Regions from separate parts of the Homo sapiens genome. Here region 1 is linked to region 2. A link is an interaction called in ENCODE POLR2A ChIA-PET data of the cell type or tissue named here. Cell type or tissue: HepG2. All regions are shown on one strand.

What was found. ChIA-PET counts read pairs that join two places held together with the same protein. Peaks named below come from ENCODE experiments on the same cell type or tissue, not always from the same donor. Only the 100,000 strongest peaks of a DNase experiment are listed, where the experiment ranks them.
Region 1: POLR2A ChIA-PET joins it to region 2 with 6 read pairs; 5 of 35 experiments call an interaction of 5 or more read pairs at or near these places.

What each region holds. Positions count from the first base shown.
Region 1 is chr5:173,824,886-173,828,885 of GRCh38, forward strand. No RefSeq gene overlaps it. Among named protein-coding and RNA genes, the nearest start is that of LINC01485, 36 kb to the left of the region's middle. In HepG2, no CTCF peak of the experiment used is centred here; DNase peaks (open chromatin) are centred at 526, 1,696 and 2,286; H3K4me3 peaks cover 1,747 bases.
Region 2 is chr5:173,939,867-173,943,866 of GRCh38, forward strand. CPEB4 (cytoplasmic polyadenylation element binding protein 4) reads left to right here. Exons shown (of 10, transcript NM_030627.4): 4 at 3,160-3,183. Among named protein-coding and RNA genes, the nearest start is that of C5orf47, 47 kb to the right of the region's middle. RefSeq lists an enhancer at 1,794-2,432. In HepG2, no CTCF peak of the experiment used is centred here; a DNase peak (open chromatin) is centred at 2,315.

The DNA.
Region 1 (4,000 bases), 110 kb before region 2:
TGAAGGGATGAGAGGAGGGTCCCTTGTTCCAATGTGGATATTACCACAGTAGAGAAAGATTTTTCTTTTAACCCAGCTCAGAATTTTAGAAATTTGCATCCTTGACCTCACACTATCCCTTCTCTGTTCAAACAAACCCCTAGCCTCTCCAACTCCAGTGTTGGTGGCTCTCTTTCTAAAGGGTGTTGAGATAGACAGGTCAGTAAGGAGATTTGAGTCTGGCTCCTGGGATGGCAGCAATACTGATGTCTACACGACCTTTGGCAAATCACTAACTATCCGTCTCCGGGCCTGAGTTTTCTTTTCTGAACAAAGCGGATGTGAAGTCTAGATGAAGTCGGAAATCCCATCCATGCTTCTGAAAATTCTGCTTGTGGCTGCACCACTGAGGAGCAGGGGCCCGGGAAACGCCTGGCTCTAGTCTGCATCTTATGGCCCTGCCTTGCTGCCAGCATCCACAGGTCTCCCTAAGCCTTGGATGATTGGCCCCGGCTGCCCCGTCTGGTGAGCTCAGCGCAGCATTCGTGAGAACTGATGGTGGAGATAAAGATAGGCATGCTGAAATGAGGCACACTCTGCCTCTGCCCCCACACAGCCCTCCTCCCTCGAGACAGCTGTGGACCAGCCTGGGGGAGGACTGGTTGCCATCCTAGGATGAACAAAGCTTGGGGTGGGCAGGTTCCATTAGCTCATTCTCCTAATTATTCTGGCTGGTCATTGTTTCTCCTGATGAATTCCCAATTAGCACTGGGGAGCACAGCTTGGGTTTGATTCTGCCAGTTTTCCGGAGCCAGTTCTCAGCTATTTCTGGCTTGGCCAGACCTACGACCTTCCTGCTTCCATGCTAGCTGCAATTCAGGAATGGCCTCAGGGGCACTTACACGTTGCCACCATCAATGACAACACCGTGAAATTGGTCTCATTGTTGCCATTTCACACGTGGGGAAACTGAGGCTCAGTGAAGTGAAGAGGTTTGCCCAGCTTCCTACCACAAGTAAGTAAGTGGTGCAGGTGAACGCTGCCTTGCAGATTTTCAAACATGTCAGCCTTCTAGTCCAATCGTGGTCTTCATGTGATTCTCTTATGGCACCTAACTCACTGCTTTGCTATTACAGCACTTGAATAATTTAAAAACAAATTCTTAATTTAATAAAATCAATAAATAAACCTCATGATTTGTCTTCCCAATTGAAACCCCAGCTTCTGTGACATTCGGGCAATTTCTAAGCTAGCCAGAGAACCTCCTGGTCATGTTAGGAATAAGCAAAGCCGTTTGGGTTTTAATAACATGGTGAGAAAATAGTGTGACTTTAAAGTCCTTATTAGCCCTGGAATGCATTTTCCAAAGCAGGAATTAGCTGACACAGGCAGAGTGTCAGCTGGAAAAACAAGGTCTGGGTTAGGTGGCCCAGAAAAAAACCCGCTTTGGTGCCCAGAGCCTCCCATTGATTTCAATTGCTGGTTAGCATAGGCCAGCAGAACGATTGTCCCGTCGGTGAATGTGCCATTAGAAATGACCCCACCAGCTAATGGGGGTTTAAGAGTGGCTTGCTTGGTTCTTGGTATGGTTCCTGTTGTCATTTTTAGTAAGAAAATTACCTGTCTGTCATTCCCTTTAAACTTGCACGGTAATAATTAACCAGGCCCCAAAGAGAAGCTGGTTACCCTTAACCTTGGCTAGATGAAAGCTCAGTGACCCATTAAAGTCTGTGAAATCATTTAACTCTGAGCAGCTAGGGAGGTCATGTTGTAGCTGATATTTGGTGGAAAATGGATGTAAGAACTCACATTGGTTCATTATCTCACAATTTGCAGAGTTCAAGGTAACCTTGAGGTCATGAGCAAGGACTGTCACTCAGGCGTCAGCAAACCATGGCCCACTGGCCAAACCTGGCCCACCCCATACTTCTGTAAATAAAGTTTTATTGGAACATAGCCATACCCGCTCATATACATATCATCTGTGGCTGTTTTTGTGCTATAACAGTAGAGTTGAGTAGCTGTGACGAAGACCATATGGCTTGCAAAACCTAAAATATTCACTCTCCTACCCTTTACAGAGTTTGATGACCTCTGCCCTAATTCACAAAGGCCAAATTTGAATTCCGCATTAACCCCTTACTAGCTATGTGACCTTGGGCAAATGGTTTCACCCTCATTTTCTTCTTCAGTTTCTTCATCTGTTAAGTAAAGCTGATAAGAGCACCTATGTGGTAGATACACTAGAGCTCACCAACAACTTTTTCAGCACACATAATCTTTTGAACTTGGGCATGGACTGTGAACTTGGACTATGTGACTTGCCCTGACCAGGAAATATAAGGGGAAGTGGTGTACATCACTTCTAGATAGAAGCATTCAGAGCTGGTATGGGTTCTCCACACTCTCTACCTTGCCATGTTGACCAAGGAGGCAGGCCAGGTGATTTGAGTGTTGCAACTACAGGATGGCCAGCTTGGATTCTCAAGCAATTACAGTGAAAAGAGATCCCCTCAGCTCACAAAGAATATTGAGCAGGAGTGAGAAATAAACCTTTGGTATTTACTTCAGCAAAACCTAGCTCATGCCAACAAATTGGCTTACTTCATAGGGTTTTTGTTAGGATCTGATGAGTTAGGCGTTTTAGATGTTTGGACCAGTGGCTGACACTTAGCTAAGTACACAGTTAATGTGAGTTGAAGTTATTAATAGTATGTCGATTATTATTAAAATGTCTATTATTTCTTATTTCATTTTCAACTTCATAATGACTGCAAGGTAGTGACTATTAACTTCATTTATTCAATGAACATTTAATGAACACCTGTTTTATATGGTTATATGCTTGACAATAGGATACAGAAGGTGGGAAAGGGACACTTTCTGTCCAGAGAGCAGAGGTCCATCTAACACACACTTGAGAATGTAGGTGATATTCAACAAAGGCATCTCCGAGTTGAAACTTAGAAGTTAAGTAGGGGTTTACCAGATGAAGAAGGGAAGGAAGGGCATTATAGGCAGAGAAAACCATCATATAAAATGATAGAGAGGCCTGAAATTCTATGCTGTTTTGGGGGAACACTGAGCAGATTGGTGTGATAGAGGGACGGGATGTTTGTTAGGGATGTAGCAGCCAATGTTGCTCAGCCACTCAGCAGGCATTTGCAATCCACTTCTCCCTCACCAGCCTTACCTTAACAGAAGAAAAGCAAGATGTGTGCTTCATCAGCTTCCCTTGCAGCTAGAGCGGCCACATGATATGGTCTCATCTAAAAAAGTGTCAGAAGAAGTCTCCTGGGGAGCTTCAGATCAAAGTAAAGAAGTACATGAAGAGAGTTTGTCACTGTCCCGTGTGGGTGCAATGCCTGGAGCCATGGCAGCCATCTTGAGATAACAAGGGGAAAACCAAGAGAACTGGAGAGATGTGGACCCAATGGACCATCCAGATATCTGGACACTGAGCTACTGCTGAAGCCACGCTGCAAGGGTGTACCCCTCAGACTTCTCAATACGGAAACAACAGACATCCTTGTGATTTAAGCCGCTGCTTGTTTGTTATTTGCTCCACGAATCTTAACTAATGAAGGAATTGTAAGGAATGAGACTGGAGGGTCTAACGGGGCCTAGATTATGCAGGGCCCTTAAAGGCAGCTGGGGTAAGTGAAGGATTTTACATAGGAAAGGGAAGCTCAGGTTTAAAGAAGGTAAGTCACTACCCAGAGTCCTACTGCTAATAGGTGTCAGAGCTGAGATTTGCAGAGACCCTCCAAGTGGAGTCCAAGTCCCTTCCTACCACTCTGTAGGGCAATTTGCCTCTACAACCAAATGGCCCTAGTCAATCCTCACAAGAGGATTCTCTTGGCCTATGGGTCATTTCTAACTACATGCTGGAAAAGCTGAGATTTGGCCAAATCTTCCTTATTTGGAATCAGATCTGTGATCTTCAGAAACAAGAAGACTTGAGGAGGTATGTAGGGACATGGGAGAAGGTGCAAAGTTGAGAGATGGTATGGATGAATTG
Region 2 (4,000 bases):
TTTGGGAGGCTGAAGTGGGCAGATTGCCTGAGCTCGGGGGTTTGAGACCAGCCTGTTCAACAGGGTAAAACCATGTCTCTAATAAAATACAAAAAAAAAAAAAAAAAGCTGGATGTGGTGGTGTATAGTCCCAGCGAGACTGAGGCAAGAAGAATTGCTTGAATCTGGGAGGCAGAGGTTGCAGTGAGCTGAGATCGTGCCACCGCACTCCAGCCTGGGCGAGAATCCATCTCCAAAAATAAAAATAAAATAAATCAAAACTAAGAAATAATACAAGTGGATAAACATATAAATCGTAATCATTTAAACTTTGGTGGGGACTGGGAGATTTTTATTCAGTGGCAAGAGCATGCATCTAAACAATCTTTGAAGAGTCTACTTTTTGGTAACTGAAGGAAACTTCTGAGCAGGGTTAGTTTGGCTGACTTAGAACTTTTCCAAAATGTAGATTTCTTTGAACATAATTAAAGTCATTTTTTAACTTACACTTCCTCGGATATTTGAGAAACATCAAATAACAGGCAATACTTGCTAGTCATGAGATTGGAAATCTGTCTGACATTTTCCTCAGGAAAGCAGAGAAGTTCTATGTTGCAAGAATTTCATCATAAAGTGTGTGCCAATATAATTTGAAATAAGTGAGGAAAAGTGCTTAGTACATCTTTTTTATGTAAGATAAAGTGGCGTTATTTAGCATTCTATTAATGTCTGGGTTCTGGTTACATAGATCTGTTCAATTTGTAGAAAATTCATTGAACTTATGGTTTATTTTTGTGTATATGTCATATGTCAAAATTTACATGAAAAATAATGTATAAGTATTACAATAAGTGGAAATAAAAATTACACATTCTCGTTTTGCATGTTCCAGAATGTCATTGTTTTTATTTCTTCAATATTAATTTACATTAATTTCCTGATTTGATTGGGCAACTTTTATAGTTGTAAACATTATTCACTTATAACCTATTTTCCCTTAATATGAGAAAATATCTACATAGCTTTCAGAATTTAATCTCAGAATTTAACCATGAATTATTTTATATTGACCAGTTTAATTTTATAGTATACAATCAAAGTTTGAGAGTGTACATTTGAAGATTTCGAGAGTATTTGATTGTAACTTTTGATCCACAGCCCTTACTATTCCGGAAATTATTTATTTTTGATATAATGGAAGCCATGAGAGTTTTCATGTTAATTTTGTAGCTATATTATAAAAGCTTATTCTTTTCAAATATCTGTTTTCTCAGAAATCCAAGCAGCATCAATCAACTTTTTAAGATTGACAGCATTAAGATTTTCAAATCGTTACTTTGTTTCCCCAGACTCCCTAATCTTTGAAGCAGTTGTATGAATAGAATGTTCGTAAACAAGCATCTGCTTTGTGATGCTATTTGTCTTTCTAACCTCTGTCTGATTAAGTCAGAAAATACCTACCCCTCCCCAACCCCCTAAACTTAAGACCTATTAAAGTGAAAGCACAAGTGCTTGAGGGAGATTGTATGTTGTGTGAATCCATTTGCTCAAATACTTTGGTGAAATCCAGGGCTATCTAAGTGTGGCAGAAATGTATTTTGGTTTGAGATATAATTTCACTTTGGAAGATACTCACATAATATTTCTGAGTTATAATTATTTAGCATTTATCTGGAAGAATGAGAATAAAAACCTTGACCAGTTTGTGAGTTTGTATAGTGATTTCTTAAAGGAGCTATACCTTCTAACTCAAAAACCTATCCCAGGCTGTAACCCTGGGACTTTGGGAGGCTGAGGTGGGCAGATCACTTGAGATCAGGAGTTCGAGACCAATTTGGCCAACATAGTGAAACCCCATCTCTGCCAAAAAAAAAATACAAAAATTAGCTGGTCGTGGTGGCACACCCCTGTGGTACCAGGTACTGGGGAGGCTGAGGCACGAGAATCGCTTGAACCCGGGAGGCGGAGGCCGCAGTGAGCTGAGATTGCACCACTCCAGCCTGGGTGACAGAGCTAGATTCTGTCTCCAAAAAGAAAAAACCCATCCCAGTTTACTGTTGAAACCTCATCCCCAGCCAAGTCCCCACTTGTTCTACATGCTTCTGTTCGGCCACCTTTCCCTGAATGCTACAGCAGCACCCCTGCGTGTAACGCTGTTGAGCCTGGAATGCCCTTCCTCTGTTTTTCTGTTAAGGGCCACCTCAAATTCCCTACCCCCACCCCCAACTTTTTCATCAGAGTCAGTTCTTCCTCCTCTATTCCTGTTACACCTACCACATAACTAGTATAACAATAGGCATGCTACACTGTTGTTTGCTTATGTGGCCTTCTGGCATTAAAAGCTGCTAGTTCCTGGAGGTCAGGGACATGCACTATTTACTATTTATCCACAAGATCAGGCATTCAAGAAATGTTCGTTGGATAGAATTGAGGTGTTTGGACAGGCTGGGCTTATAAGTGCCAGTTTGTTTCAGGGAAGACATTTTCTCAAAGGTTTTCTGATTTAAAGTTTATACTGTCATTTCCTGAGTATTCCAGTGGATTATTAATTACCTTTACTTTGCCCCTTGGCTACAACCTACTTGGCAATAAAAATACCAAGCCTTTTACTTTTCAACATTTAGGACTTGGTAGAAGACTTGATTAGGCATAGGGAACTGTTGGCTAAAAGGAAGTTGATGAATTGCTTAAAGATTTCATTTGTTATGATTTTCTCTTATAAGGGATTAACTGAGGAATACTGTAAAGTTGTTATTTATCTTCTGGTGGTGAAAAAGTCATGAATTAAATATTGGTATATCTACTAAATTGCTAGTTAGCAGGGAATTCTGAGAGAAAACGTTATTAATATGGTAATAGTTGGTTTTTATTATGTTGTATACTGCCTTAGTTTCATAATAGTTTGAACCTTGGGCAACAATTACAGCAAAAAGCTTCCCATAAAACAAATAAGATTCAATAAAGTTTTACAGTGTCCTTGAAGAAATTTTAAAAATGCCCAAAATTGACCTCTTACCTCCCGTTCCTTGTTTTTTTAGACATTTACCAGGAAATGAAGAATATAGTCACAGTTTTTCCATTTTCAAAAGCTGGTAGATGAAATCACAGTTGATTCTTTTGACAATGTTTGAAAGGTTGTTTTGTTTTTTTGTTTTTGTTTTTTTCTCATTTGACATGCAGCAAGGACATATGGGCGAAGGAGAGGTAACATTGTTTTTAACTTTTAAATGTATCACTTGTATTTGGAGACGACCCAAGCTTGTTTAATTTCTAACCTTTGTGGGGAAGGGGAGAGGGGAAATGAAGCATAGCTTTGATCCTTAGGTAATTTTTGTGTTACAGTTAACATTTTAGACATAATTTGAAGGAGTTAAGGAGCTATAAAGAAATTTAGCAGAATGGTGGGATTTGGATTTGAATCAAAATGATTTCCCTGTGTTAAATGAGAAACTCAGCTTATTTATATCTAAAGATGTGCTTTTTTTCCTTTCTGAAAGGAATTTCTTAGAAAAAAATTAAGAATCTTTAAAAAGAAAAATATAGTGACACTAGTCCCAAAATACCTCATTATCTTGGAGGTTTAATTATGCTCAAATGCCTTATGTCAACTTTTTTCTTTTCTTTTTTACTAAGTAAACAATACATGTGGTTTAAAATGAGATGAGCTAAATAAATGACTAATCCTATAAATTTCAAACATTTGGGGGAAAAGCTCTAGAAATTTTAGGTAATTCTAAAGAATCATTTCGTAGAGGTACCTGAATAACTTATTCTTGGCACCTATATTTTGCCTTTTTACGAGAAAGTAAGACAGTTAAATAGCTTAGATTTAAAGGATAAGTGATTTTTTTAAGATCATTCATGAAATAACCTCCAGTTTTATAATCAGTTTGTGTCTTCACTTGACATATGCTATTATAGGATAAATTTATAAAAAATATACTGTTATTATTTGTGTTTAGTAATAGAAATTGAAGACAAGTGTGGCAAAACCTGGAATGTTTCTATTAAAGTAAGAGCA